Linked DNA regions of Homo sapiens: region 1 is linked to region 2. A link is a loop called in an ENCODE intact Hi-C map of the cell type or tissue named here. Cell type or tissue: mammary epithelial cell. All regions are shown on one strand. Each heading gives the region's core, and the rest is flanking DNA. Links, peaks and the distances in the headings are about the cores only. Region 1 overlaps NFIB (nuclear factor I B). Region 2 overlaps NFIB (nuclear factor I B).

Region 1 (10,663 bases), core at 1,352-9,351, 120 kb before region 2:
TTGCAAAAATCTTAAAGTAAAAAAGAACTTTTATCTCTAGAGTGGAACAGATGAAAAGGGTAGAGATCTTAACCACAAAAAATGTTTTAAATACCCTCTACATTTACTACTTTACACGTACAACTTGGATGCCTCTCTATATATTTAGTTTCATTCAAGTTTTCCAGTTTTCATTCTAAAAAGGAAGCAAAATACAGAATCCTTTTTCCAAAGGAAAATGTTTGTAGTGTCATGAAAAATGAGAACAGATGGCATTGTAAAGCTTTGGGGAGATGTGTAGCGCTTCAATTCAAATTGTTAGGCAAAGTCGGAGACAAATACATAGCTACCAATTGTTGTAGTTATTTATATGACTTAATTCAAGTATGTAAAACAAAAACGTAGAAAGGATAGAATTTTGCTTCTTGTATTAAATAAAAAGCATTTTTGTAATTTATGATCCAGCCCTCACCAAGTGAATGCCTAAGCAACCAGGTTTTTTTTAGGAAAAAAAAAAATAATCAGGAAAAGCAGTTCTAGTCATTTAAAATGTATCCTGTACTTTTGGGTTTCACAGTGGGCAAGTTTACCCAGAGGCAGTGTGACAGCCTATTAGCAAAATAAATAGATCTTCCAAACTTGTAGTCCTCTGCTCTTTTCCCTCCACTTTTAAGTAAATTAGCTTTTCAGTGCGTCTGGGCTTGGGTTGTGGTAGGATGCATTAACTTCTCCCCACACTGTTCTGATTGCGCAGCAAAGCGTCCATTACCAATACCATATCCAAAGTGACGTTTCCATACAGGCTGCCTGCTGTTTCATTCATAACCACAAAACAAACTGAAATGACTTTACTTCTTTTTACAACTTGCAAAGAGTTAATGGACTGTGCTGGCCCCCTGCCAAAACCTTTAAGAAACTTTATTAATGTGTTATGAGGCTGGGACACCATAGTGTGGGATTTTATTGGTTATTCATCTTAATGAATAAAAATATGTATGCACAATTAAAGCCACATTCTCTAGCAATTGCCTTCTAATAAATGTTGAGTCTTTGTCAGTGCCCGTCATTGCATTTGCTTATCGATTGTGATCCTTTTCCTTCCAAATCCTAAAGTTACCAGTAGTGCAATTACGTGAACTTTAAAGAAATACCAGCTTAGTATTGGAAACGAGCAATTATTCAGTGATGAAAAGAACATAAGCATGTCATAAAAATGAATTAAAAATATCTCCATGTCAGAAACAGTAGTTATAATCTGCAGCATTTTTCCCACTATATATGAAAAAGGCTGGGCTGTGATGTATTGATGATTCATAAGACAGAGGCAACATAATTTTGCTGTAGATCATGTAAGAAAGTGATAGTGGAAAAAAATAACTTGTTTACTCTGACATGCTACTTATCAGAAAACATTTCATTTTTGTGTACATTTTTGTTGTTCTTTCATCTCTGACTGTTTCTTCTTTTCCCTTATGGGTGGGGTGTTGCAAGGAAGAGATGAGGGCAGAAATAATATCATATTGGAAACTAAACTTAAAAAAAAGACTGAGTGAATCAGTGGGTCTAGATGAATTTAATACTGGAGTTGTTTGAGAAAAGATGAATATTTTTGCATTTTTTTGAATATATGCTTTGTCCTCTGAATAGAATACTGTATATCTTCAAAACATTGTTGAATGGTCCTCAGTTTATGAGAATAATCCCAAGTACCTAAAATGAGGGAAACTTCCAGGATGTTTTTTGGCAAAATGATTTTCATATTATGGTCATTGGAATAGGATAATTTTATACCACTCTATCAAAAGTACTTGTGAAGAGTCCTTAAGGAAAAAAAAAAAAAAGCTCTTTTAAGTAAAAATACCAGGAAAATGAACACATTACAACTTCAAAGTAGTAAAATAAAAACTTAAGTCACGTCTGTTTTTATGAATTTAGTCGTAATTCATACTCACATTTGAGACATAAAGTAATTTCTTGTTTTGCCACAAGTAGACGTGAGAATAATTCAGTTCTTCTTGAATTAGCAAATTTGGAATGAGGTGTAATTTTTTTCTTTTTTAGTACAATTTAACCTTGATGTCGGAAGGATTGCCAATTGAAAGAAAAAAAATCTAAACTGCCACTACACTGAACACGTATCGATTTACTCTCTTAGTCTTTTTTTTAACACCACGTATTGCTTTGTTGTATAGATGAATTAGAACCTGTCTGGAGTTTAAAAAAATGGCCTACCCTGAGGTCATTAAAATCAGATTACAAATATGGAATAAAAGTGGAAAGATGATTCTAAAATGACTTTTGGGGTATAAAACTATTTAGGGAGTGGGAAGTGACCTTTGAATTTAGATTTTGAACATTGTGTGCAGCTTGTCATCTTTTCAAGTCATCATGCTGAGGCATTTGGCCTTGTGAATCTGATGGTGCTGTGCTCTGTATGGGAACCCACCACCTAAATTCAACCAAGGAAATGTTTGACCTTGGGCTCTTTCCTTGAGTCTCATTTAGCCCTGTGTGAGAAAGTGGTGAACATTGTGTTGGTGGATCTGTCTTTCAGGTGGCAATGGAAACGGGCTCTTCTCTGTGGTCATGTTGTCTCTGTAGATAAACCATCAGACCTTGAACTCTGGTTAAGTACAGCCAAGACCGTAGTAACATTCATGTGAAAAATGACACGTGGGAGAAATTAGACTCTCATTTACGAGATGTGGCTTAGAGGGGGATTACTTGATCCTGTGGTGAAGCTTCAGGACTTTGGTGGGAGATGAAGAGGTTTGTGGGGAAGGAGGAAGGTAGTGGCTTTGAAAATGGTGTCTGGTGTCACATGCAGTCCCTGCACGGAGCTGCTCATGCCGAGCTGGCCCTTTGCCTGTCAGCAGCATGCACTGACTTAGTCCTCAATTTGTGGCATGCTATGGGCAAAAGGGGTTTTCTGGTCTCATCCTCCTCCCAGTTTGTACACATTACCAAACCACAACATAAACTCCCCACAGTCAGTGGCCTCCACTCAAGGGAGGCTTTTGCCAGGAAAATTGGGAAGGTATGTGTCAAAAATTAGAAAAAATTGACTAAGGAGCCCTGTAATTGCAGAGGTGCAACCTCTACCTGGACTGTATCTCTTTTTCTGTCCAGTGGTGACACCTCTAATTTGGGAAGACAGTAATTTAGTTTGGATTCTGGGGTCAGTTTGGCTTGGGTTTAATTCCTGGCTTTTTCAGTTATTAGTTGGATAGCCTTAGGCAAGTTTTCTCATCTGAAAATGGGAATAATAATAGCATCCCTTAGTGTTATCGCAAGGACGAAATCTATGGATACCGTAATATTGAGAACAGTATTGGACATGTAAACAAATACTCAATGACTGTTAGCCTTACTATTATTTTATTACTGTTCACCTAGAAGATATTTGCTGCTAAGAGGAGGATAAGCTAACATTGTAAGCACATACAATGTATGGAATAGTGGGGTTTTACACAGCTAATCACCATTTAGCCTCACTGGAATCCTTTCATTTGTAGGTGACAATTTTATATGCGTTGCACTGTCTTGTGCAGTCAGTAAGACATAGAGCATGATCTCCAAAAACTTGTATTCTAGTTGGGGATATAAAATATAGCTACTTGGCAATATATACCAAACATGACTGAAACTAAGACACAGGCAAAATCTGAAACCATCCCTTAGGTTTTTTTTTTTTTTTTTTTTTTTTTTGTAAAGCATGTTGTCTGAATCTCATAACTCTGTATATGATAGCATAGGGTCTCTTTGCAGGTACTAGATGGTCAATCAACATTTATCGAATTCTTCTGTTTGTTGAGCAGATTGTTGTTTTAGTATTTGGAAACTCTCAAGGAAGAAAAGGTAATAAGTCAGCAGTGTCAGACCATAAAATCTCATGAAAGGAAAGAAATTAGCTCAAGTTTTAAGAGTGTTAGTAAGGGCCAGGTGCTTGGCTCACACCTGTAATCCCAGCAGTTTGCGAGGCCGAGGCAGGAAGATTGCTTGAGCTCAGGAGTTTGAGACCAGCCTGGGCAGCATGGTGAAACCCTGTCTCTACCAAAAATACAAAAAAATTAGCCAGGTGCATCTGTGGTCCTAGATACTCAAGAGGCCGAGGTGGGAGGATTGTTTGAACCTTGGGAGGCGGAGGTTGCGAGTGAGCCGAGATCATACCACTGCACCTGAGTGGCAGAGTGAGATTCCATCTCAAAGAAGAAAAAAAAAAAAAAGAGAGAGAGAGTTAGTAAGTTACTAGTGAACTAGAAATATTTTTTGAACACAACCACTCTGTTTCACCTGTCTGTTAAGAGTGGCCCATTATTAAATAGCTGTGTGACTGATTATTTTGATAACTAATTAAACAAAGGATAAAAGTCCCTAAATGTCTTTTACGCAGAAACATAATTAATAATGCTGAGAAATTATTCTGCTGTAAAAAGGTCCAGGAAAAGTGTGTGTGTGTGTGTGTGTGTGTGTTTTTCAGGTGACTACTGGAGAATAGACATTATTCAAAATATACGATTAAAGAGACATTAGATTTTCTTCTCCTAAAATGGAGACTTAAAAAAATTAAGTAAACAATATTGGTGTGGCTCTGCTGAGTGTGTGGACATATAATTCAAGCTAGAATGGGCATTCAGTGAATAAGCACTATGATGAATACCACCAGTTTGTGTCAGCATTATGGAATTCATCTTTCACCTCTGAATTATCTTTCAGCAGAGGCAAGAATGTTGGATTCAGTTGAAGCTTAGATTACCAAACAGTAATCACTGCCAATGATGATTACAGGAGTACACCAGGCCTAATGTGTCTCTCAACCTGAGCTTAAACTTGCGGAACAGTCTCAAAGAAAAATCCACTGACCTCATTATGCAGTATTTGGCTGCTGTGAACATAGCCTGTTAGCTGGGATTTAAGTTTAACAGAGAAAAAAAGGACAGAGACAATATATACCTTGTGTATATATCGTACTTATGAAGGTGTACTTATGAAGTATTTTTAATTCTTCAAGTGTTTTTTATATTCCTACTATGAACAAATCAGTATGTATTTTTAGTTCCATGCAGTGTCTCCATCATTTCCTCCCTCCCACGTTTTCATTCCCCTTCCTTTCTTCTTTCCCTCCCTCCCACCCTGCTTTCCCTCCCCCTTCCTTCCTCCCTTCTTTTTTCCCCCTCCCCTCCCCTCCCTTCCTTCCAATTTTTGTTCCTTTGGTCAGCCCTTGGAACTCACTCACAGAGACTATGTATCTGATCTCGGTTTTTTTCAGTTTTATGCCACAGACATAGTTAATTCCTCAGATGTTTTTTGAAGGGAAATTTGTATTATTTTTATGTACAGAAAACTCAACAGTGTACATTTAACCCAGTTTGGTGGCAAGTTCTTTAGCTTTTGCCTTTTGAGCTTGGCAATGTAAGCCACAGGCTTGGGACCCAGGACATTGCCTCCCCAGTGATGACGGATCTCATTGGCTCTGTCGTTGTAATTGGTTCTGATAGCTACCACCAGCTTAACCAAAGCCCCTTTGTCTTCTGAGTTAACCTGTATGAAGGCAGCAGTGGTGCAGGTCTTCCTGTGGATTAGATGTCCCAGTCTTGTCTTCCCCTTGATATTGCAGTAAGGGACCCCCATTTTACGACACAGGGCAGGCAGGAACACAACCAGCTCGATGGGATCCATGTTGTATGCAATCACCACCAACTGAGCTTTCTTATTCTACACCAAGGTGGTGATGGTGTTAACTCCTGCTTGAAGGACAGGTGTTCTTAGTGGGGAGGTCCCCTTTGCCGGCGCTTTCTTCTCCGCCCGGGCCAACAGCCTCTGCTTCTTCTCTTGCTTTGTCTCTGGTCTGTACTTGTGGGGCAGCTTAAGCAGCTGAGTAGCTGTTTGGTGGTCCAGGTCCTGGGTGAACTGGTTAATCGCAGGAGGCATTTTCAGTCGCTTATAGAGGATGACTCTCTGCCGCTGCAACCTGCTATAGCGGGGCCATTTCACAAAGCGGGCGAGGTCTCTTTTGGGCTGGATGTCCTGTCTAATGCCAAAATTCTTAGGCCTTTTCTCAAACAGGGGGTTGACCACTTTCTTGGCCTCCTGCTTCTTCAAGACAGCAGGGGCCGGAGCCACCTTCTTCCCCTTGGCCTTCTTTCCTTTCCACATCTTGGGCAGTGGACGGCGGGAAAAGAGAGATCATTCCTCAAATTTTGAGGCCTGTGCCATAGAAAGGTATGAAAAGGTTTTCTTTTGTTAATGTTATTTTAATGTTGTAAGACAAACATAGCCTGTTAAAGGATGAGAAGAAAACAAATTAATTTTTTGGTTTTCATTTTTCATACACGTATGCTTTGATAGAGATTATAAGTTTATGTCAAAATCATGCCATTGCAAATGGGAAAGTGTTGGCTTTGCTTATGCTTCTCTGTAGTATGTTTTAATATGGTCAGAATTTGTTGAGGTTTTTTTTAACATTTTTTTTTCCCCACAAATTAAATGAGTTTCTTTAATCAGCAGAAAATATTGCGGGCATTATGTGTGATTGAAATGTTGAGGTCAGCAGAATTTCGTAAAAGACCCCTTGTCACCATTTTCTATCTGGTAGTATTCCAATATTCCTTTGTAGTTAGTTTTTCAAGCAGCTTTAACTACTGCAACACAAAAGTTGTGGTACCAAGTCTTATTTATGAGGGAAATACACATTTTGACTTCCTGTGAGACAGACTTTAGACCCTGCCTTGGTAGCAGGGTTGGCCTTTGCCCTTGGTGAGGCGGGCCCAGGCCGGCGACATTTCAGGAGGCCGCTTGGCAGCCATTTTAGATCCTGCCCGCGCGGAGAGCTCCTGGCTGCCAAAAACTGCAGTCGCTCCGTGCCAAGACACTCTTGGCAGTGGAGATAAACTTTGTAGAGATACACAGTCCAGAAATATCTTATAATTACAAAGCACAGGGGGCAGAATGTTTTTACAATACAGCTGTGCTAATGTAAACATTTAATTTGGCAGCCTTCTCCACCCACTTTTCAATTAACCGGGTTTATGCAGATACTTTAGGTCTGTAATAAACTTTATTGCTAAGAGTACAGTTTATGAAACACAGATTTGAGGGGCTTTTTTGAGGGGTTTTCCATCCATTTAGGAAAGCACATTGTGAATGTTATGTTGCCGTGAATGGAAAGGGTAGCTTTCTGTCTCAAAAGATGCCATGGGCCTGGCTTAACTGAAACAATTGCTTTAGGAAAAAAAAAATGTGGGGGCTGTCTCCTTTGGCTTCTAAAGCATGCAAGAGGATATTAATAGAAGGAGGTAAAAATCACTTATATAGCTACAAAAAGACACTCGTGTTGATGATCATTCAAAAAGATAAATGTCCCCTGCAAGGCATGAGACTGTTTCAGAGATAAATTCCCAGTAACAGTTCTTACAGATGTAATTGTAATAATTGTGTGATCGCCATGATAATTATTCTTATGGAGTGAAAGAAATAATTTTCTATGTAAGTAGCATTCAACTGTTCAGCTCACAAAGCTAGTCAATAGATCGTTTTCAGCTAACCTAAAAAATGGTAGAGTTCATGGAGTTGTAAAGCTAAATTTGGTATTAATTGACATTGTGAAGGTGATTTTTTTCATAAGAAATATGACATCACAATCCATGATATCTCTTTGCATAGATTTGCTTACCCATTTCTCAGATACGTTAGAGAAAACCATATAAAATACTACACATATGGGTCGTTTTTCTAAAAGACAAGAAACGTAGAACCGATATTTTTATGTCATTCCATTTAGAAACTTTGCTTTGGTGATGATTTTTTTAAATTAGCTTTTGTTTTTTCTTGAGGATGGGTTTGAGTAGCAGAAAACCAATTCTTAACGATGTTTTCTCTCAGTACTCCTTTTGAGACTTTCATGTAGTGTGGCTCCATCAATATTCTATAATGGGATGTGACCACAAAGTAATTTTCATCCTAAAATAGTATTTGACTCTTCAGCTCCCGAACTAGTCAGTAGACCCCTTTCATCTATTCTGAAAGATAATGGAAGTCGGAGAATTTTAAAACTGTGGTCTCATTATTTTATAGTCTCATTATTTCATGCTGCAATAGCTGTTGTGCCATCATACCACCTTTACACATTCTGCTTATCACAGCTAAACAATGCTTTTGCAGTCTGTGGCTTTTAGTCTCTCATGTTTTAGTTGCTATAAACAAAAATTAAATGAAAAAGTTTGTCCCACTGCTAAATCTTTGTGTGTGTGTGTGTGTGTGTGTGTGTGTGTGTGTGAAAAGTATCAATTTTATCTTCAAAATATAATGATTACAGATTCTGCTTATTTGTAAATTGTATAGAGAGCACATTTTACCTGCTAGCAAGTGAATGAAAGTCAACATTGTGCAAATGAAACCATAAGCTCCATGAAGACAAGAACAAATCATCTTTTATTGACTGTTGTAGACTGAGTTCCAAGGATGATACATGGACCACTGTAGGTGTTCAGTCCTTTTCAAAAAAATAAACGAATGGATAAATATCATCTGTATATGTCACAATCAGAATATTGAATGTTAATTACCTGTATAAATTGATAGCTCATTATGACTTTTTTTTTTTAAGGTTACTTTGTCTTTCTTTTGGGAATTAATGCTCTTTGTCTCAGTTTCTTCATGGATAGTACATCCAAGATAAATTTGTATGCCATTTAAATAGATTCCCAAAATTATTCAGGGTAAGTTGGGATACAGGAGGTCACAATCTTGGAGAGAAGTAATGTATAAACAACCAACTATAATGCACTGGTCGGGCCCTGCACTAAAGTGTGAGCAAGACCATGTGGGCCCCAGAGGGTGGTCTCATTAGATGGGGCAATAAGGTTCAGGAAGGTTGTAACAGACGAAATTCAAGAGCTTTTAAAGATGAATTAGGCGTTTGTCTTGCATCAAATAAGGGATATTCCAGGCATAGAAACCTTATGAGCAAGGGCACAGACCTGCAGTTGCACGGCATATTCTAGGACTGTTAAGAAGAATATTAGGAAGTTGGGTGTGGGTGTGAGGGGGAGGGTAAAGGGTGATGGTTTCTGTGAGAGTGAGGCTAGGCTGGGGCCAGGTTATGGAGCACCTTGAATGCTGTACTAAGGAGGTTGTAGATTATCCTAGCTAGCAATTGGAAGCCACCAAGGTGTTTTAAGGAGTGAAGTGTTGTGATTCCTGGTGGCTATGCAGAGGATGGAGTCTGGTTATAGTGTGAAGAGTGAATCATAATGGCCTGAGGAGGCTGAGGCTATTGTGAGGTAAAAATGTGAAGCTCAATAAGGGACTTAGCACCAGTTGGGATGGAGATGGGGAAATAGGCTTGAAAGGAAGATAGAGTCTGGGCTGACAACTGAATGTGAAGCTTTGGGGAGTTGGGGTTTCTGGAATGAGCATTTTCAGCTTGGGAAACTGAATGGCTGTGAATGCCATTAATTGAGATATGGATTGGTTGCGGGGAGGCAAGAGTGTACAAAGGTTGTGCACTAGCAACATCAGGAGGAGTTTTGCAGTTAAAGAAGAGGTTAGGGCTAGATATGGAGATACAGAGTTCTCAAAAAACGGGTAGTATTTGTAAACATGGACCTAGCTGAGTTTGCTGAGGGGGAATGTACAAAGACAAGAAGATGGCCAAGTTGGATGGATCGTCTTTGGGATCACCAACATATAAGGGACCAACAGAAGAGAAGGAGATAGCCATCAAGACAGGAAAGCAGCCCTCAGAAATAGAGGATTGGACCTAAGAAAGGAGTGGTGCCCTAAAGGAAAAGGGAAGGAGAATTTCCAAAAGCTAGGGATACTTAGTGTGAAAAGTCAACTAAGTAGAGTCTGGGAAAGTCAAGTCGTGTTTTAAAAAAAATAGTAATTTTGGAGCTGAAACACATACTTAGACTTACCGATCCTGAGAGCTAGTGTTGGGCATGAGGATTATTATTTTCTTATCTCACATCGTGATCAGAGAGTATGTGAGTTTTGGTATTGTGTTTTATTCCTTGGTCTAACTTCACTGAAACAGATTCTGGGGTCCTGGGTTGCTTAAAGGATGAATATTCTGTAGACTTTAAGAAACTTCTGATGAAAACAGTGGATTATGTTTATTGTAATCTTTCTCTTCTACCAGTTCTGAGAGGAAATTTGCATTTTCTTCATCAAATTTCACCATTGACTACTATATTTTAAGGAGGAGAAGCTAATTTGAAATTTTGCTTTGAGTTTTGAAGAAGGCATGAACAGTTTCACAGAAAATAGAAGGAAATATGCCCAACTACTGAGCACACCCCTTTAAATTGCTCTTACCAGGCCTTCAGACCTAGGGGCAAAATTATGCTCCAGGCTCCAGGTCCCTGGATTCACTCTGTTAGCAGCAGCAGTAAGGAACAGTTTATTTGGACAATCCCTTCTGCTCCTGTTCTCCCTGCGTGATTCCCTATTTTAGCTGTAAAAGACTCAGAAAGTGGTGATTTTATGCTAGTACATACAGAAATACCTTAGCAAATATGATTGAGCCAACTAATGTGTAAGTAAAAACAATAGCTGAGTGGAAACTGGGTGCAACTCTGCAGTCTCCTTGGATATCTTCAGGAGTTTTGTGAAATTAAAAAAAAAATGGATCCTGGATCCTCCAATGAACTGAAGTCATAATCAGTCTGCAATGTTGACTTGA
Region 2 (10,663 bases), core at 1,037-9,036:
CTTGCATGGTGCTTTCAGACATTAGCCTTGTTCAACAAATTTCTTGTATTGACAGATCCATAGTGTGCATGGGCAGACACATTTTGCCTCTATGTCTCTTAAAATTTTAATTAAAAATACTCTTTCCAGTAATCCTAATTTGCACGAAGATATAATGTCCACATTACGTGCCTTGCCTTGAAATCTAAAAAACAAAAAACAAAAAAAAAAAAACAAAAAAATACAACAAAGTGACATCACTACACTTGTTTTGCTGCATTTATTATCATTTTAAATCTTTACCATTTTTATGACAAAATATTTTGTACTCCAGACGAAGAAAAATGTGTGACATCATGGATTTTTTAGACAGTTATACCTTTATCTCACATTTATAAAGCATATCATGGCTGTGTATAGTTGCCGCTTAAAAATTGTAATCGACCAGCAATATTTTCAGTATTTTGGTGTTTTTTTCTATTAACCTTTCATGTTTTTCATCTTCCAATTAATATTTGGGGGGGAGGGGTTTCAAATTTATACGAATTATGCAATACCAAGTTTTGCCTATGTAGGTAGTGCTTTTAGCTGTATTGGTTATTATAGGTAAGTACACAGATTTAAAAAAAAAATAATGTATGCTTTTTTGTTTGTTTGTTTGTTTTAATTGACCAAAGTGGGTACTGCTATTTTTGCAGTGTGATGAGGTCCTTTTGTGTACTGAGAGATGGACAGGGGATTTTTTTTAATATACATATATATATATTCTGGGGTGGGTGGGAGGATTTTTAACACTTTGCAGTGTAGCTGTGAAGCAGTGCACCCTGAGATGGGCCTGGGCTGCAAAGCGACTGTTCTGCCTACTGTGACAAACTTCAACTTACACAGGTTCCCCTCTCTAACTTCCCACCTGGGTTGCAAGCTGAACTCATTACTGGTTTTCATAACAACACAATAGTAAGAACAAGCAAACACAACAAATTCTCCTGGAGGCAGACTTGGCTTAAAAAGGCAGACTTGGCTTGGTGATAGTTTTTCTTGAAAGTTCCAGATCCACAGTGGAGAGTGAGCCTGTCTCATATTTGGCAAAAATATTTGTTGAAATGTCCACATAGGGGATGTTGGATGTTTAACACTTTTGAGAGTTTAACACATGAATATTCTTTCTCCTAGAAAACACATTAGACCTGTTGGAGGGAGTCTCCCGTATTCCTTTTCTGCCACTTTTCGTCCCCATTTCATTTCATTAATGATAGGATATGATTTACCTGTGACTTACTACTTCAAATGGATGGCAGTGCACTTGGATTTTTTTTTAATATCCAGAAGATTGAACAGAGGGTTGCTATTGTTGAATGTATTTGGACTGATAGATTAAAATCAAAGTTCAATTTTTAAGGAACAAAAAAGTAAATCCTGTTTTCATTTTATCTCCCCTTTTAAAACTGAGAACCAGAGCAGAAGGGAAATATAGAATTTTAAGCAATTAATCTTCCTGTGGATGAATTAAACCCATTAGATGCTGATGGGATTTTTTTAAGGAATGGTACCTTAACTATATATTTGATTTCGTTTCCCCTGAGGGCTAGAGGCTGAATGGAGGCTGGTTTTATTTTGCCTTTCCCTCACCGCCCAGTCCCATTGAGTGTATTCATTACTAGAAGGAAAATCTTTCAGAATTGGTGACACATGGTAGGCTGTCTTAAGGAGTCCCCTGGCCCCCTTCCCCTAGGCCATGGCCTAATAAAATAAACTGTCAATTGTTCTCACAGCATATCATTTAATAATGAATACTTTAGAACAATGCTTATGGGCTGGAGAATTGTATTTGATTAGCCCATTCAGTTTGATAGCCCAAATGCTGAACAGCACAGCGGGATCCTAGCAGTGCAAGTTCAAAAGTAAGTCCAATCATTTCTGTGATACTCGCCCTGGTAGCAAACAGATCATCTCAGCCAAGCTCTTCATGTATCTTTGACCTATTAGGTGAACAAATGAACCTCACAGGACACACAGTATTTTTTAAAGGCAGACTCGCTCTCTTTTTTGCCAGTGAGCAGTTCTAGCTAACCAAGTTACACACTGTGGGTATTCCTGCCTGCCTCTTGAATACAAAGGCCTAGTTCAAGTGTTGCTTTTTTTATTTCAAATCAATTTTTTCTTCTTTCCTTTTTGAGATAAAACTATTAAAAGTACTACTATATATATAAAATCTCAAATCAACTTTTCGGCCTCCTCCTCGTGTACCAGGAAGTATATTCTGACGAAGGGCCCCACTTTTGCAGGTCTTGCACGCCCCTCCCTTACCCAGAACTGCAGAGCTTCAGGATGGCGAAGGTCACCCAAGGGCATGAGTAGGGAGTGGTGTCTCCAACCATCAGTTCCGTGGCACTGTTCAGCCTTTGTGTGCTGCCCTGCCACCCACCACTCACAGTGCCTCTGAAGCGTGTTACCCCTGGAGTGACGTGAGCATTTGAGGCTTGTCTAAGGAAAAAAATAAAAGGCAGTGAAGGAGACTGTACATAAAGACATGGCAAAAATCTTAATTATAGCAATATAGTTATCGGGTAATGTTCGGGTGGGCAGCTCCATTAAAAAATATGTGAATGAATCTGTGAAGCTGCAAGTAGCGAGAAGAGCGAAAGGTCTTCTTAATGAACCGCCTACCTTGTAGACAGTAATTTGTACACTGTATAGTTTTGTTAAGAATTTTTTTTAAATTAAAATTCCCATGTTTGTAAAGCTAACTTTTTAACAATTATAATGGAACTATATGTTGTTTCCATTTTTAAAGTAAACAAGAATATTCCTTGTTTAGAGACTGGACTTGAGTTAAAACTCTCCAGTCTCTTAAGTTATGTATTAAAAAGAAAATCTGTCCATGTTAGGAGTTATTTCACAGATTCCTGTGCTTGAAAAGCATAGGATACTAATCCTTTAAAAAAGTGTAAATGGAGAAAAGTTATATTTTATGAAGGTTATTTTGTTGTATTTAGTATTGGAAAAGTTGGTTTCCAGAGCATTTCAGAATGTCGAAGCACCACTGTCTTTTTATTAGTATATACGGCCTTTAGCAAAAGTTTTTGTGATTGTTACGTGATGGTATTTAAGGTTAAGTTTCACAGAGCATTCAGGATAGGCAGAAAACTAAAACAGTGCTATGTCTCACATAACGTGTCCTCAGGGAGCAGAATCTTGGATTTGTGACTTGTAGCTTCATAAGGACTCAACGAAAGAGATTGCACAGGGACATCTTCAGCGGTGTGACAGCAGGACATGTTCTTTACCTAGATTCAAATTCTATGTACTGTGTGAAATGATGAAGGCTGCAGAAAGTTATCCCATATTCAGTGTACAGTATTCATTTTTAATGAAACAACTCTACAATATTGCTGGCAGATAGGCCCCAAGCATGACATTCAATATAGTTTACATGTTCCTGTCAAGGTCTTTTGTTAACATTAACCAGCTGCATGCTTTCTGGACTTTAAGAAATTGGGTTTCTATAGAAAACTTTTTTTTTTTTTTTTTTTTTAATGTGCAGGCTATTCAAGTTCAATAGTAAAAGCTCAAAAATGAATGTTCTACTCCATGCTGAAGGAGCTGAAAGCTGCCTTCTTCATATTTTGCACTTTCTGGTAGTTCCCCTGTTTTTTCTAATTCCCTAAAATTGTGTGGGTGGAGTGGAGCCCTGCAGTTGGGGGGTAACATGGACCACTGATTTTGCCCTTTGACCCTGCACAATGACCTTTGCATCAGCCAAACTCATTGCCATGACAACTCTTTGTACTGTGTCCGTGCCACAGATCTGTTGGTCACATTGTTAATAGTAAAGGGGACAAGTTGGAGACGGTCAATTTTTACATTTTTTGTTGCAATTTTTTCTTCAATGGTTGTAAGTAGTTTTTTTTTTTTTTTAATAATAAAAGGGTTCACTAGTTAATACTCTAGAAATATCTGTGTGTTGCAATTCAAATGTATGTTGAGATTGTGAAAAGCGCTTCAGTGCCACTAGCTTACCGGTACACTAGACTAAGCCCTTGATGACTTATTGCATGATACAGTACCAGGAACAACAGGTGGCCTAAATACATGAAAAGCAGTGTAAGCTAGTGACACTAAAGCCAGTCTTGTATTACTGTATTTTTGACAGAATGGTTTTGAAAACTGTGCTACAGGGACTGATGTGGCAAATATATCTCTTTATGCAGAAGGAAGTCTTTTTTTTTCTTTTTTTTTTTTTTAAGAAGTATGGCTTTTTATGCATCCTTCATCGAGGGCATTGAAGTTGCATGGACTGATAAAAGTTGATGCAAAACAAGAAAGAAACAAACAAAAAAAAAAAACCAGCAAAATGTTTACCAAAAAACTCAAACAAATGAGCAGTGCCTGTTCAATTTCACAGTCTCTGTTGAGTTCAGTTGTAAATATGTTTCAAATGACATTTTCTTGGGAAAAAAAATCTCTACAACATTGTAGAATGTGAGGGGTAACTACATCCCAGGCATAGGTTTCTCAAAGCTGCAGTAGATTATGTCTTCATCAAGCTGTTAATTTGTGCTTATATCATATAGAACTTTTAGCATCCTGGGAAGAGCTGCCCCCACCTCAATGATATTTCTCTGAGAACAACTTTTGTAGGACTGTGTGTTTCTTTAGATACATTTAGTACAACTGTAGGTGACGAGTAGTCAGTTATTGCTTGCTAGCTACACACCAGGGTTGATCCATTTTAAAACTTTTGGCATTTTGTCCTCATGGGCCATAAATACAGAACCTTGTATTTTAATTAAATTTTTTTACAAAAGGAGGCACATGCACAATCTCCATGTAACAAACCTTTAGCAGTAGGATGTATTATACGACAGTTACTTAATTTCTAGAGTTCAGGCCTCTGGGATCAACCCCAGACTGGGCCAGAATGTTAGTGAAGGTTTTATTGTGCCCGGTTGGAGGATAACGTTCTTTGGGTACTTTTTGTGGGTTGCAAATGAACTCAATTGCCACAAGTTTTAAACTGGTGTAAATCAAGCTTGACTTAATGTGATTGTTACTGTTATATCCAGCCTATACTGCTAGCAGCTGCTCATACTGCAGTCAATTACTGGAAGCGGATATATTTCCTATGCAAAAACTGTTTAAACAATAAAATGAGCTATGCTACAGACTCTGGCCTCATGTTTTATTTTTCTCCTCATCGTCTCCTTGCTGTTCTGCCTACATTAATGTTGGGTCAGTAGTGTCCCAGAAATTGATCTTGGCCCTTAACTTTGGGGGTTTTGTAGCACTGATTTAATTATTAGCATCTGGGATAGTTAATATTTCAGTTCAATATTTAACCGTATATCTGTGTATATCTATATAATCCTTCCTTGCAGTTCCTAATAAATACAGTCATCCCAAGCTTTCTAAACAATGACAGTAAAAAAAAAAAAAAAGAAAGTGCAGTTATAGAATCGCAGACCTCACTCTCTGAGAAAGGCCTTTGAGCAATACGTTGAAGACGATGTGTGCCATGATGACTGGACTGTGGTCTCTGTGAGAGAAAAACCACAGGGCATCAAACACTGAACAGAAAAGGTAAGCCCCGGGGACACCCTGTGGCTGTGGGTTTAGTGGTTACATGAATACTGCAGGAGAGCAATTTCTTCCTGCAAATGCCTGAAAAGGAGCAGCATCTTGTGTTTCCAAGAAGCAGTGCTACTTTTCAACACAAGCAGGGGTGATGTTCCCTTTTCACAGGGAGACATACACAAGGGCTAAAACCGAGGACCGGGTCCCAAATCCAGCCTCACTGAAAGCAGCATTTCTGAATGGAGTCAGCTGGAGTTCAATAATAGCTAATTGAAAAGGAATGAGCTTAAATGGTTTTGTGATCCATCTGAGTGATGTGCATAAATGAAGCAAAAATAATGCAAGCTTCATTGAAAATAGAGATAAAAATGCCTGGAATTTGACTATCCCAACCAAAGACTTGCTGAGACAGATCTGACTGCCTGATCCGACCAACTCTGATTTGTGGCTGAGGTTTCTTTCATGTCCCCAAACCACCCTGGTTTCCACCACTGTGTGTGGAGTCGTATGGAAATTGATGGACTATAATATCCTGGAAAAAAAAAATTGGAGAATCCTGGAAGTATGAGACAGTAATTGGATTTCTTAGAAAATGAAGACATTTCTTAAGAAATGTTTGAGAATATTATCATTGAAATAAAACTTTTACCTATAGAGAGATTTTTGCCTTTTTAAAAACGTTTGGCTCTATTGGCAGAGATCAAGATTTAGGCTGAGGCGGATGGATTGCTTGAGCCCAGGAGTTCAAGACCAGCCTGGGCAACATGGTGACACTCCCATCTCTACAAAACATACAAAAATTAGCCAGGCATGGTGGTACATGTCTGTTTTTCCAGCTACTCAGGAGGCTGAGGTGAAAGGATCACCTGAGCCTGGGAGGTTGAGGCTGCAGTGAGCCATGATCTTGCCGCTGCACTCCAGCGCCTGGGTGACAGAGCAAGACCTTGTCTCAAAAAAAAAAAAAAAAAAAAAAAAAAAAAAAAAAAAAAAAAAGATATTTAGGGATCAAAGAAAGATGGCAGTTACAAAGGAAGAATACACAGGAACAATTGAAGGCCCATGCCTTAAGTTAAACTGCCTGATTTCAAATTCTGAAAATACCCTGACTAGCTGTGTAGCAAATAAATAAACTTTACCTCAGTTCTCTCATCTGTAAAATTAGATATTAATGACAGTACCTGTCTCATTAGACTATTAAGAGGATAAATAAGATTGCACATGTAAAGCCTTTATCACAGTGTCTGGTACATGTTATTAGGCAATGTGATACATATATGAGTCAGGAATGAATGGATTCATTCGTTTTTTTTGGGGGTAAGAACATAAAGGCATGAATTATTTTTATTGGCCATTTTTGTTTTGTTTTGTTTTACTGTGATTAAAAAATAATTGAATGGCTACTGTTCAGAGATCATGACTTCCTTTCCCTTTTAGCTTTAACTCTGTGTCAGCCAGCAGAATTTTCCTGACAGGTATTCCAGCAGACTTCTTCCAAGACACCGTTTCTGAAACTGCATGCCCATACGTGGTCTTACTTTCCCTTCTTTCCCTTCAGATGTTGTCAGTATTTTTCTTTGTGAAGAGAGAAAAGCATTGATTTCTCAAGTGTATTAATTCTCCAAGTAGTTTTATTTTATAGGAGACACTTAGGATTTGCAAGGAATAGACGTGTATTCAAATGGAGAAAGTCATGGGTATTAAACCGAAGCAGCTGGGGAAGAGGAATTGCAAGGCAAGAGGGCAGTGGCTCACCTCCCTTCCCTTCCCTGACACTCCATTCTCCCCTCCAAGGTGAGGACTGGATAAGGATGTGGAATCTACAATGGACTGGGAGAGACTGGATAAGCTGAGATATGAACTTTCCAAACTTCACACCAAGGAGCCCCACCGAGTCTTTACAGGACACACCAGCTGTTCCCACCGAGAAAGGAAACAAAACTTTTTTTGTTTGTTTGTTTCTTTCAGGATACCTCCCTCTGTGGAATCCCCTCTTCTGCATTGTCTTTCACTCCTCTTTCATCAGGTCACAAATGCCACTATTCCATCCTTAGTCCTTTGTCCAAAATTGCCATTTTCACTCTGAGTTGGCATCTACGATGATGCTCACACTATCTCTTGTTCCGAAGTGGTCCTTTCCTCCACATCAACAAAATGTCCACTCTGGGGTACCTGTACTGGTGGATTTTGATTGGATTGAAATCACTCACACTAGGGTCTGAATAATAGACTTAAGGGCATAGTGGTGGTGGGGAACCTTGCATGAAGTTATTGCCACTATCATTTTTTTAAGACAGATGATTCCTCTGTGTACGTATGAAGAAGACTTCTTGGTGCTTGCTTGTTTTTTTGTTGTTGTTTTTGTTTGCTGTAGGAGTTAGAAACACAATTGGATACAGACGAGGTGGGGCACGCCACATAACTGGGTTAAACAGGCAGCGTTAACAATGGGAGGGTAGAGGCTGTGATGACCTGGAAAGGGACATTTATGTTAAACAAGAACAGCTGGAGCTGTAGGCAGCTCATGAGCTGCCTTTACATACGAGGCTTGTTATTTTACAGAACGCCCTCACTGCCGCTCGTACATGTGACTGTTGAGGAAAATGCATGGGATCTGCATTGTTTTATGGCCCATGGCTCTATTGGATCCATCCCCACCACCTCTACCAGTGTCCTGTACCTGCACCCCACAAGGTACAGAGGGAAAAGAGATTCTTTCCAGAAAGAGACAGAATTTTAAGGGAATCCACCATGTACTTATCACACATGTTTCTCCCAATTACTCTTTCTCAGATTTTTATCCAATATTGCAGAATCAAAATTTTCTATGTTAGTGCAAAACTTATAAGCCTTTACACCTATTCAGAGAAATAACAGAAATGACAGGCCTGGAGCAGTGGCTCATGCCTGCAGTCCCAGCACTTTGGGAGGCCAAGGCAGGTGGATCACTTCAGCCCAGGATTTCAAGACCAGCCTGGGCAATATGGGGAAACCCCATCTCTACAAAAAATGCAAAACTTAGCTGGTTGTGGTGACATGTGCCTGTAGTCCCAGCTACTCAGGAGGCTGTGGTGGGAGATGAGCTTTGGGAAGTTGAGACTGCAGTGAGCCAAGATTTCACTACCACTGCACTCCAGCCTGGGTGACAGAGTAAGACCCTGTCTCAAAAAAAAAAAAAAAAAAAAAAAAAAGAATGACGATGTTGGAACTTTGGCATAATAAATTCAAATTAAAACATTTGAAAATAAAATTTCAGCACAATATCCATTTCTACCTCACTTCTTTGTCTTATTTGTAAAAATCACATAAACAACCTGGTGTTTCCAGTACCTTACCAAATTATCCAGTAGATTTAAATATCCCCATTTCTTAACTGCCTTGTAATTATTGCTTGATTTATTAAACAGAAGACTGACTGAATCGAGAATCGTTGATTTTTCTATGCCAAAAAATGTTGACTTCTATTAAAGCATATTCTAGGCAAGACAATGTAAACTGGATTTCAAGAAAGTGCAGAAGTGGGAGTATATGGGTTTATTGTGGACTTTTATTTGTGAAACTGCTGAGATTGTTTCATAACCCAGCAAAGTAATCAGTTCCAAATTAGTGTTCAGATTAGATAATGATAACTTAAACATATCTCGCCCTATTTGTAAACATAAGCACTCTTTTCCATTCCAGAGTTTTCAGAAAAACGCACATATTAAGAAGTGTAGGGTTAAACCTAATTTTAATTGTACTTTCTATCCTATTGACATCATAGGCAGGGTAAATGAAGGGAAAGGAAGTAATAGTCGCCTTTGCTTTCTTCTTTTGGAAGAAACATATACAAACTAGAAGGTAATCAACCCCCTTTAATGAACCCAAATATTAATATTCTAATGTGTGCAACAAAACCTGGAAAAAGCAAGAATCATATTAAAATTAGGGGGGAAAACCCAAAAGATAAAAAAAGATGTAAATAACATTCTTGGGTAGTAGGAAATAATTAAGACCACAAATTTTTTTATAAACCTATCAATTTTACATTTTAGTTGTAGCTCCACAATCATCACAGAATTATAGCTAGCTCTTAACTAATTGAATAACTGATTAGACAGAATACAGTAGAGATGAAACAATTCTTAAATGTTCTTGACTTTTTTTCTGATACATTTGTGTCCTTCCCAAATACAACATATACGTATATCTTCAGTTTTCCTGAGAAGTTCCAATTATATCTACTCTTATCTGTAAAATTAACTTAATTAAACTTGTAAGCACATTTAATTTTATGTCCTTATAAAAATTTAGCATAGAAGATTATTATTTAAGCAGAAAAATACCCAAATATGTTTTGAGGTTTGGAATAAAAGGTATACCACCAAATCCAGAAAGTTCTGGAATCTCACCTGTGAAGACACAAACCCATTGGTCTGGTAGAGATCACATTAATATTCACATTGATCTCTTGCCTGGGTAGCCTGAAATCAAACTAGGTTCTAGCTTATGTCCTTTCTGGGAATACTGATCAAATCGTGAGCGTGTTACCTGAGCCAGTGCCATCCATGTGGGCCGCCCTGGCTTTGGTGCGTCTCCCCTTCTTGCTCTCTGTTGATGCAGTGCCATTCCCACAGGCTGCCCCTCTGGTGAGAAGCCTCAGTGCACATTTTCTGTTGAGTTTAAAGGAAGGTTGTGAGGAGAAATAAGTCAAATTAATAGCACATGTTAGAAATCACCAAGCCGCCAATGTCAAGATTTTCCTATTAACAGTAACGAAGGTCCATCACAGAGGATGCTAGAGGGCAGGAAACAGTTCAAATAAGAGGGAAACAGTTTTGTTGGCAGCAATGTAAGAGTAAATGGAGTTGCCATTTGTTGAATTATTACTGAGTCATGCCCTGGGCTAAGTCTTTCACTTGTATTATCTTATTTAATCCTCATAAGACTGATAAAAGAGAAGTATACTGATAATACTCTTATTTTACAGATGAGAAAACTGAGGCACAGAGAGACGAAGTGATTTGTCCCAACAAATAGCAGGAAATAATAGGTTTAAATAGCATCTGACTAGCAGACCTAAACTGCTTAACGTTTGTCTTAAAATTTGGTCCAATGAAGTACGTGCTTTTTT

What was found. A loop is a pair of places that touch in the nucleus more often than their neighbours do. Peaks named below come from ENCODE experiments on the same cell type or tissue, not always from the same donor. Only the 100,000 strongest peaks of a DNase experiment are listed, where the experiment ranks them.
Region 1: it touches region 2 in a loop (2.9-fold over the local background); 5 of 110 quality-filtered maps call a loop at or near these places.

Annotation. Positions count from the first base shown.
Region 1 is chr9:14,199,720-14,210,382 of GRCh38, reverse strand. All of the region lies in intron 2 of NFIB (nuclear factor I B), which reads left to right. It also overlaps the pseudogene RPL7AP47. Among named protein-coding and RNA genes, the nearest start is that of NFIB, 110 kb to the left of the region's middle. RefSeq lists an enhancer at 5,396-5,895. In mammary epithelial cell, for the core only: no CTCF peak of the experiment used is centred there; a DNase peak (open chromatin) is centred at 4,692; H3K27ac peaks cover 2,251 bases.
Region 2 is chr9:14,076,331-14,086,993 of GRCh38, reverse strand. NFIB (nuclear factor I B) reads left to right here. Exons shown (of 11, transcript NM_001190737.2): 11 at 1-5,146. Among named protein-coding and RNA genes, the nearest start is that of LINC00583, 150 kb to the right of the region's middle. In mammary epithelial cell, for the core only: a CTCF peak has its summit at 5,628; DNase peaks (open chromatin) are centred at 5,543 and 5,923; H3K27ac peaks cover 1,332 bases.